2 separate regions of the Homo sapiens genome follow, and region 2 is linked to region 1. Evidence: read pairs that join two places in POLR2A ChIA-PET (ENCODE). Cell type or tissue: endothelial cell of umbilical vein. All regions are shown on one strand. Region 1 overlaps GNG12-AS1 (GNG12, DIRAS3 and WLS antisense RNA 1). Region 2 overlaps WLS (Wnt ligand secretion mediator).

Region 1 (4,000 bases):
AGCTTAGAGGACTTTTAGGGGACTTAAGCAGATACTCCCTTCTGCTCAGATCCTAGGTCTCTGGATCACTGTGCTTTTCTGCCATTGCTGGCTTGGCACCCTTCTCCTCCTGGAGTACACAACTGAAGTCCAAATGGGTGTATCTCTTACACACCTGCTGGTGACTCCAAGGATCACTAGGATCTATGTTGCAGCTCCTGGGAGGTAACCCAGGTCCAGCTCACTGACTAGTCTTCCATGATTCTATCCTTCTGAAATGTGGCCACTTCAAGCCAGGTGGAAAAATACTCCTTACCTCCAAGGCAACTCTATTCTTGTTTCCACTCCCCTTTCCAGGTCTTGGGCAAAAATTCCTGGAGCAAAAGCAAGAACCCACAGAAGAGTAAGTAAGATACGCCCTATTGTAAGTATCCCCCAATAGGGATCATTTGTCCATATCCAAGCCTGCCTCTTTCAATGGCCTCTTTTCTTAAATTAAGTTCCTTCACATGAAGATCCCTGGACAAGTGGACATACCCCACATGGACCTATCCTTCTCAATATACGAACAAGCACCAATGTATGTGTATACCTCCCTCCCATTATACAACGCTGAAAATGGGTTCATTATGTTTCAACTGTGCTAAGTAAAGGCCTTTATTCAAAGCAGATTTCGTAAGATTTTAGACACAGTGCCTTTTTAAGAATCTGCCCGTTTTCCCCTCTCGTGGGTGGAGGCATTACGGCACAGTGTTCAAGAGGATGGACTTAAGATCCAGAATGCCTGAATTCAAATTTCAACTCAACCTTGAACAAGTTTCTTACCCCTCTAGTGCTAGTTTCCTTATGCTTAAAATGGGTCTTTAATAACATATATCTCATAATGTTGTTTTGAGGATGATCAAAATTGTTTGTAAACTGGATCATAAACCAAGCCTCAAATAATTTTGAAGTAATGAATTATTCAAAGTGTGTCCTCTGGAATTAAGTTAAAAATTAATAATGTAAAATTACTTGCTTGGAAATTAGGTAACCCATGGCTCAAATAGGGTGCTCAAGTTTTCCCCACTTGTTTTTTTTCTGTTTTTTGTTTTTTGTTTTTTGAGATAGTGTCTCACTCTGTCACCCAGGCTGGAGTACAGTGGTGCAAATCTCAGCTCACTGCAACCTCCACCTCCCGGGTTTAAGTGATTCTCATGCCTCAGCCTCCCCAGTAGCCTGGATGACAGGTGCGTGCCACCATGCTCAGCTAATTTTTATATTTTTAGTAGAGACAGGGTTTTGTCATATTGGGCAGGCTGGTCTCGAACCCCTGACCTCAAGTGATCTGCCCTCCTCAGCCTCCCAAAGTGCTGGGATTATAAGCGTGAGCCACTGGGCTGGCCCCCCACTTGGTTTTCTAATATGCACTTGTACCCCTCAATTATCAGTAAAAACTGCTGAAGGGAAAAAAAAAGTTGCCCAAGTAGGGAACCTAATCAAGTATAATCTGAGTGAGAAGGCTCCCTTACCCATCACATGCAGAAAACTGAGTGAAATAGGATACTTACAATCATTGCTTGGGCTTCTTTAATCATGTAGAAGCATATGTTCACACTAAACATGAGAGTCACTCCTCTTACTACACATATTTGCACAAGCTCACAACTAGGGCGTGAATTTCTATAATCACTTTCCAAGGAAACAAGCACGTTTTGCAGATTCCTAAAAATGAGGGTTTATAAACAAAGCACAGTTTACCCAGTTCATGCTTTTCTGTCCAATAAATATGGGAATCACAAGAGGGAAAAATCAGGAGACTAAAGATGCTATTTCTGCTTCTCAGATTTACAGACTGGAGGCCTTGCAGGGCAGAAAGGTGCTATCTGACTCACCAGTGTGCTAGCTGGAGGACTGTTTAAATTTTTCCAATTTGCACTTGGCTGGGACCAGAACATTTTGTATTTGCATCCGTGCCCAGCATTTCTGTCACCACATATGATAAGGATATATCTCCTAGGAAACACGAGAGATTGATGATAAAAAGTGAATCATCACCCAGGGTTATGAATTAGCCAATCCTATTCCACACAACAAACATTTACAGAGCAATTATATTTAGTTAGACACTGGGCTAGGGCAACGGTGCCACTAAATGTAAACATCCAGGTGGCTCATTATAGAGAAAGCATTGAATCCTCACATCAATTTCACAGACAGGCTGATATCACAGATAAGACATGAACAATGGACATGGAATTGGAAGGCCTGTGTCCTAGTCCTAGCTCTGGCACTTCTTCACTGTGCATCAGCAGGTTAAGTTTGTCACACAAGGGAAAAAAGAGGAAATCATGCCTAATCCATGTCCAGCCATTTTCAGTGAGATAATGCATGTGAAAGCTGTTTTAGTAAAGTTGAGGAGGTTATTTGTGTAATACTGTGAAATGATCTCCAAGAAAGTATTGTTAATTTTTTTAGAAAGGGGTACAGAAAAAATGCTCAATTTTTGTAAAAAAAAAAAAAAAAAGATAGAGAAAGGAAGAAAGCAAGAAAAAAAGGAAGGAAGGGAGGGAAAAAGAAGGAAGGAAGGAGAAAGACAGAAGAGAGAAGGAAGGAAGAAAGGGAGAAAGGAAGGAAGGAAGGCAAGAAAGAAAGAAAGAAAGAGAAGAAGGAAAGAAAGAAGAAAGAAAGAAGGAAGGGAGAAGAAAGAAAGAAAGAGAAAGAGAGAAAGGGAAAGGGAGAGAGAGGAAGGAAGGAAGGAAGGAAGGAAGGAAGGAAGGAAGGAAGGAAGGAAGGAAGGAAGGAAAAAAGAAAAAAAGAAAGAAAGGAACATCTACGTACTGTTAAATGCATAGAATATGTTTGGAGGTAAACACAAAAAACCAGTAACACATTGCTAATCCCTGAGAAAAGCTACAGTGTCTATAATAATGAGAGAGAATTTTTACTATATATCATTTTGAACTTCCAAATTATGAACCATAGGAAGTCATTAACTATTCAAAAATAATATTCAGTTTTAAATAGATTTAAATATTAAAACAAGTATTCCTAATATGCTGAGTTTTCCTGTGAAGATCAGTGCTCTCAGTATACTGCAAAATTATATAAGTAGACTTTAGTTATTAATGTAAAATCAGTATATTAATCATGATAGGAAAACTTATTTACTAGCAGGGAACAATACCTTGACCCAACAGAGTCAAATCTCAATGGTACAGTGTCAGCTTTCAGAAATGACACAGAGGCCGGGCGCGGTGGCTCACGCCTGTAATCCCAGGACTTTGGGAGGCCGAGGCGGGCAGATCACGAGGTCAGGAGATCGAGACCATCCTGCCTAACACGGTGAAAATCCGTCTCTACTAAAAACACAAAAAATTAGCCGGGCGAGGTGGCGGGCGCCTGTAGTCCCAGCTATTCGGGAGGCTGAGGCAGGAGAATGGCATGAACCCAGGAGGCGGAGCCTGCAGTGAGCCGAGATCGCGCCACTGCACTCCAGCCTGGGCAACAGCGAGACTCCGTCTCAAAAAAAAAAAAAAAAGAAAAAGAAAAAGAAATGACATAGAGCAGAAGAGACAAATTTTTGGTCACAGCCCTTCAGGAAACCTTAAGTTTTACACTACTAGAAGTCATGGCCAGTGATGATGCTGGGGTAGACATAAGCTAAGCTCTTTTCAGCTCCCTTCTTCAAATGACTCCAAAGGAAACAGGAAGTACATGTTCAATAGTTGGTTGGATGAATGGATGGATCATCCACTCTCAACGGCTTATAAATTCAAAATCCATTAGTTCTAGTCTTTACTCTGAAATGAGAATATGGGACTGAGGCTAGAAGTATAACAGAATTCGTGGTCTTATGAGTCATTGAGGGTCCCTGTCTGTGTTCCCCAGCTCTGAAGCACTCTATTGAAAACTTCACAATTCCTGAAGAATTTCTGAAATGTCCCTAGGATAGATGCTGACTCTAATTGGAAAATTCCTTCACCCAGAATCTCCCTCTTTGATTTCCCATCTACTATTTTACTGCCATTTATTTAGGTCT
Region 2 (4,000 bases), 300 kb before region 1:
AAGTAAGGAACCAGCAAGTCTAGACACATTCCCAAAGACATTATGCAAGCCCTGCCTCAGTTTCCCTCCCAACACTCAGCTTTTCCTCAACATCTTGCTTTGCCCATTATTCATATTTTGACTAGAAAGAAAAGCCCAGGCTTGACCTAACAAGCAAGATTATGCCTTCATTAAAGTTAAGGCTTGGGAGAAGATTACAAATATTTCAGTTTAGTATCTTAAGTTGCTGTCACATGGAAAAGAGTTCTAATAGCTGAAGTTGTTTGCTGATGAAAAGGTTGCCTCTACCAGTAGTGAGCAGCCTGTTACTGGTAGTGGTCAAGCAGAAGATGGTTGGTGAGGATCATAAGGATGGCCACAGTGATAGCTGGCATGGGGCAGTGCTTTCTTTGCAAAGTACCATCGCACTAGAGATGCTGTTGCTTGTCTTTGTTGTCAGTCATTTGCTTGGCCTGAACTTGGCCTTAACTTCCCCCTCCCTCAGCATGTTCCACCACCTCTACTGAATGGGCAACTGGCCATATGATCAGTCCCCAAGCCATAACTGATCAGACTAGCAGTGGTCCCTTGGCCAAAGGGGAAGCAATCAAATTCTCTCTTATAAGAAATTGTGTTTCAGTAATTCGAGATCTACCTTTATTAGCACTTAAACTGAAAAGCCATGAGAGCCACCTGGGCAGTCATCATTCTACACGTGCACAGAGAAGCCGTGATTGTTGACTGGCAGAGTGGGAAGACCAGATGCAAAGAGGAAATGGAGATGAAGACTATTAGTGTAATTACAATAGACTATAAGAGTTGACTTTCCTCCTGACAGCTTTCTATTCCTGGTTTCAGACCCTCCAGCTTCTCAGCATTTTCTGCCCTTGATTTTCCTAAAGCACTCCTGTATCCCTCCAGCTGATTTCTGGTTAAGTTAGTGGGGGTGAAGTCCTGTTACTTGCAAACAAATGTTCGCTAATTAAGACAACGTTTATTTCATCTGATCATCGGAACAATTATATCTGGCAGAGTGAGGACACTGAGGATGACAGAGTTTACATGATTTGCCAGTCTCCCAGCTGGGAAGTCGAGAGGCTATGAGTGTACATGATGTTAGGACTCCAGTGCCTTGATCCCACCATGAGTCTATTGACAGGGCTATGGAGTGCTTCCTGTTCTGAGTGGGAAATTATACTAGACGACCCCTAAGGTCCCATCTACTCTAACTCTCTGAAGTTGAGAGTCCATGACTCACTTAAGATTCTCTGACTTTATAAAAAATCTCATTGGTATCCTTTGGTTTTGTAAATAGATGACTTCAGAGACCCTCAAGTGAAAACCATTCTAGAAGATAGTGCTCAGTCAAGACAGATGCTCTTGTTAGAGGGTGAGCTTAGTGTTGAAATGAGTGAATTTTCTTTTCTTTTGTTACATGCGACCTTGTGTTCATTTCTACTCCTTAGGTAGGCAGACAGGGTTGGTGTACTGGAAGTGTATTTTTAGTCTGACATTAAAAAATGTATCATAGACACCAACACAGGAAGCAGTTTTTAGGTGAGTCAGTGTATAAATAACCTCAAAGAGTTTCATGATGGGATGGTAGATCTTTCAGTTTAGCAGTTCAGTATCTGAAAACCCTTTCCCAATTTCATTCATTCATTCGATAGGCATTATTGGGACTTGTACTACATGCTAGCATTTTGCTCAGGATTTAAGAAATAAAGATAAGTCCTTATTCTTCATAATACAATTTCAGAAACCATCATAACCCTCTTTTGTTTAGTTTTCTCTTTTCTTTTCTTTTTTTTTTTTTTGAAATGTAGTCTCGATCTGTTGCTTAGGCTGGAGTGCAGTGGCGTGATCTTGGCTCACCGCAACCTCCCCCTCCTGGGTTCAAGTGATTCTCCCGTCTCAGCCTCCTGAGTAGCTGGGATTACAGGCGTGTGCCACCATGCCCAGCTAATTTTGTATTTTTAGTATAGACGGGGTTTCACAATGTTAGTCAGGCTGGTCTCAAACTCCTGACCTTGTGATCTGCCCACCTCGGCTTCCCAAAGTCCCAAAGTGCTGGGATTACAGGCGTAAGCCACCACTCCTGGCCTAAGAGTGAATTATTTAAAGGCAGGGACACTGTGTTGTTCATTGTTATATCCTTAGCACAATTCCAGGCACAGTAAATATTCCATGTGTACTCAAAATAATTAGGAGCTCACAGTCTAATTCATGGAGAGAGAATTAAAAAATTACACCAGTGTGTTCAGTGCATTAAGTACCCAAAGGAGTCCATAAACATAGAAGGGGAAATGATTAACTCACGGAAAAGGAAATGTTTTGATTGAGTCAAAGGTGGAGTTTTAAAGGCGTTGGAATCTGTGATCACTTACAATGTGAAGGCAAAGAAACAGTCCAAGGGCAGTCTTATTTTTTTCTGGAAAGTGAAAGAGCTTGGAGAGACAACTCCAGCACTGGGTTAAGTACTTTCAAGCCAGAGTGTTTGGGCTGAATCATAAATTATGAATGTTTGGCCTGCTGCTTATAAATTATGAGACCCTTGGCAAGGAAGTTTTTGAAACTTCCTTGTACTTCATTTTCCTCACTTATAAAATAGAATAGTAGTACTACCTTTATAGGGTTGTTGTAAGGATTAAACTAGAATAGTGTATGTGAGGCTTTTACATAGTAAGTGCTGGATACATATAGTAAATGCTCAATATAAGTGAATAGTTGGCTGGGCGCAGTGGCTCACACCTGTAATCCCAGCACTTTGGGAGGCCCAGGAGGGCAGATCTCTTGATCCCAGGAGTTCGAGACCAGCCTGAGCAACATGGTGAAACCCTGTCTCTACAAAAAATACAAAAATTATCAGGATGTGGTGGTGTGCCCCTGTAGTCCCAGCTGCTTGGGAGGCTGAGGTAGGAGGACTGCTTGGGCCCAGAAGGTTGCGCCACTGCCCTCCTGCCTGGTTGAGATTCTGTCTCTAAATAAATAAATAAGAGTGAGTAGTTATTATTCTCGGACTTGAATAGAAAGGAGGAATTGTGTTCCAGAGAGAGCATAGAAGCCCAGAAACATAGGTGGCAGGGCTGAGTGTTCAGAAAAAGGACCCCGTCCATGGATGTTAGCCACAGGCCTTTCATTACTTCCGGACAGTGGTTATTAACTTCAGGTCAAGGACTTTAACCTTGGGAGACAAATATGCATAGACCCCATTTGCACATTTAGTATTCATATTTCAATGGAAGCCCTGAAGCTCACCCATGGAATTCAGAGGTTTATGAATCCCGATGAGGGTATGCCCCATGAGTACCAAAATGCATGCTGATCAGCACTGAAGCAATTGGATAAAGTCCTAAAATAGAAGATGTGGAAAATTCTTAGCATCCTTAGGAGAATGTGCCCACAGGCATGATTTAATTATATTTGACTATAAACATAGCAGCATGTAAATTAAAATATTTTGAAATGGAAGAATATTAAGATGGGAGCAGAGGTGTATGGGAGACAACCTCTTGGAGTGGAAGAGTGGTAAGAAAAGATCAGGACAAGAGTTAGCAATGGGAACATTCTTTTGGATGAAGGTAACTCAGCAAAGGCATTAGGTATAGAGAAGGAAACGTTGATTATGCATCTCCTCTGCAGGCTCAATGCTAGATGTTCAAGGTTAAATCTCTACTGTCCTCTGTGAGGCTGTTACTGGAGAAAAAGTTTTAAATTTAAACAAGTATGAAATTATGGAAGTTAAGTGACTTCTTCAAAGTGATTTCTAGGTGAGAAAGTGAGGACTAAGACCATATTTTTCTATCATGAAATGCTCTGAAATAACATATGTGCAAAGGACGGTAAGCCCATTTGTTGGGCTGTAGAAAAGTGTCCATATTAGAGAAAAAAGATGAGCTGCTGAAAGACAGAGGGCCTGGTAGGTGAGTTGCCTTGATGACCAGCTAAGAAATTTGGAGTTTGTTTCTTAAGAAAAGGAATTGAACATCACATCTCTAGTGCTGAAATAAAATGTGGAATT

The links. Peaks named below come from ENCODE experiments on the same cell type or tissue, not always from the same donor. Only the 100,000 strongest peaks of a DNase experiment are listed, where the experiment ranks them.
Region 2: POLR2A ChIA-PET joins it to region 1 with 5 read pairs; 1 of 35 experiments calls an interaction of 5 or more read pairs at or near these places.

The regions. Positions count from the first base shown.
Region 1 is chr1:67,878,344-67,882,343 of GRCh38, reverse strand. All of the region lies in intron 1 of GNG12-AS1 (GNG12, DIRAS3 and WLS antisense RNA 1), which reads right to left. Among named protein-coding and RNA genes, the nearest start is that of GNG12, 47 kb to the right of the region's middle. In endothelial cell of umbilical vein, no CTCF peak of the experiment used is centred here; a DNase peak (open chromatin) is centred at 1,963; H3K27ac peaks cover 912 bases.
Region 2 is chr1:68,176,502-68,180,501 of GRCh38, reverse strand. All of the region lies in intron 2 of WLS (Wnt ligand secretion mediator), which reads left to right. All of the region lies in intron 9 of GNG12-AS1 (GNG12, DIRAS3 and WLS antisense RNA 1), which reads right to left. Among named protein-coding and RNA genes, the nearest start is that of MIR1262, 5.1 kb to the left of the region's middle. In endothelial cell of umbilical vein, no CTCF peak of the experiment used is centred here; DNase peaks (open chromatin) are centred at 1,181, 1,401 and 2,361; H3K27ac peaks cover 4,000 bases.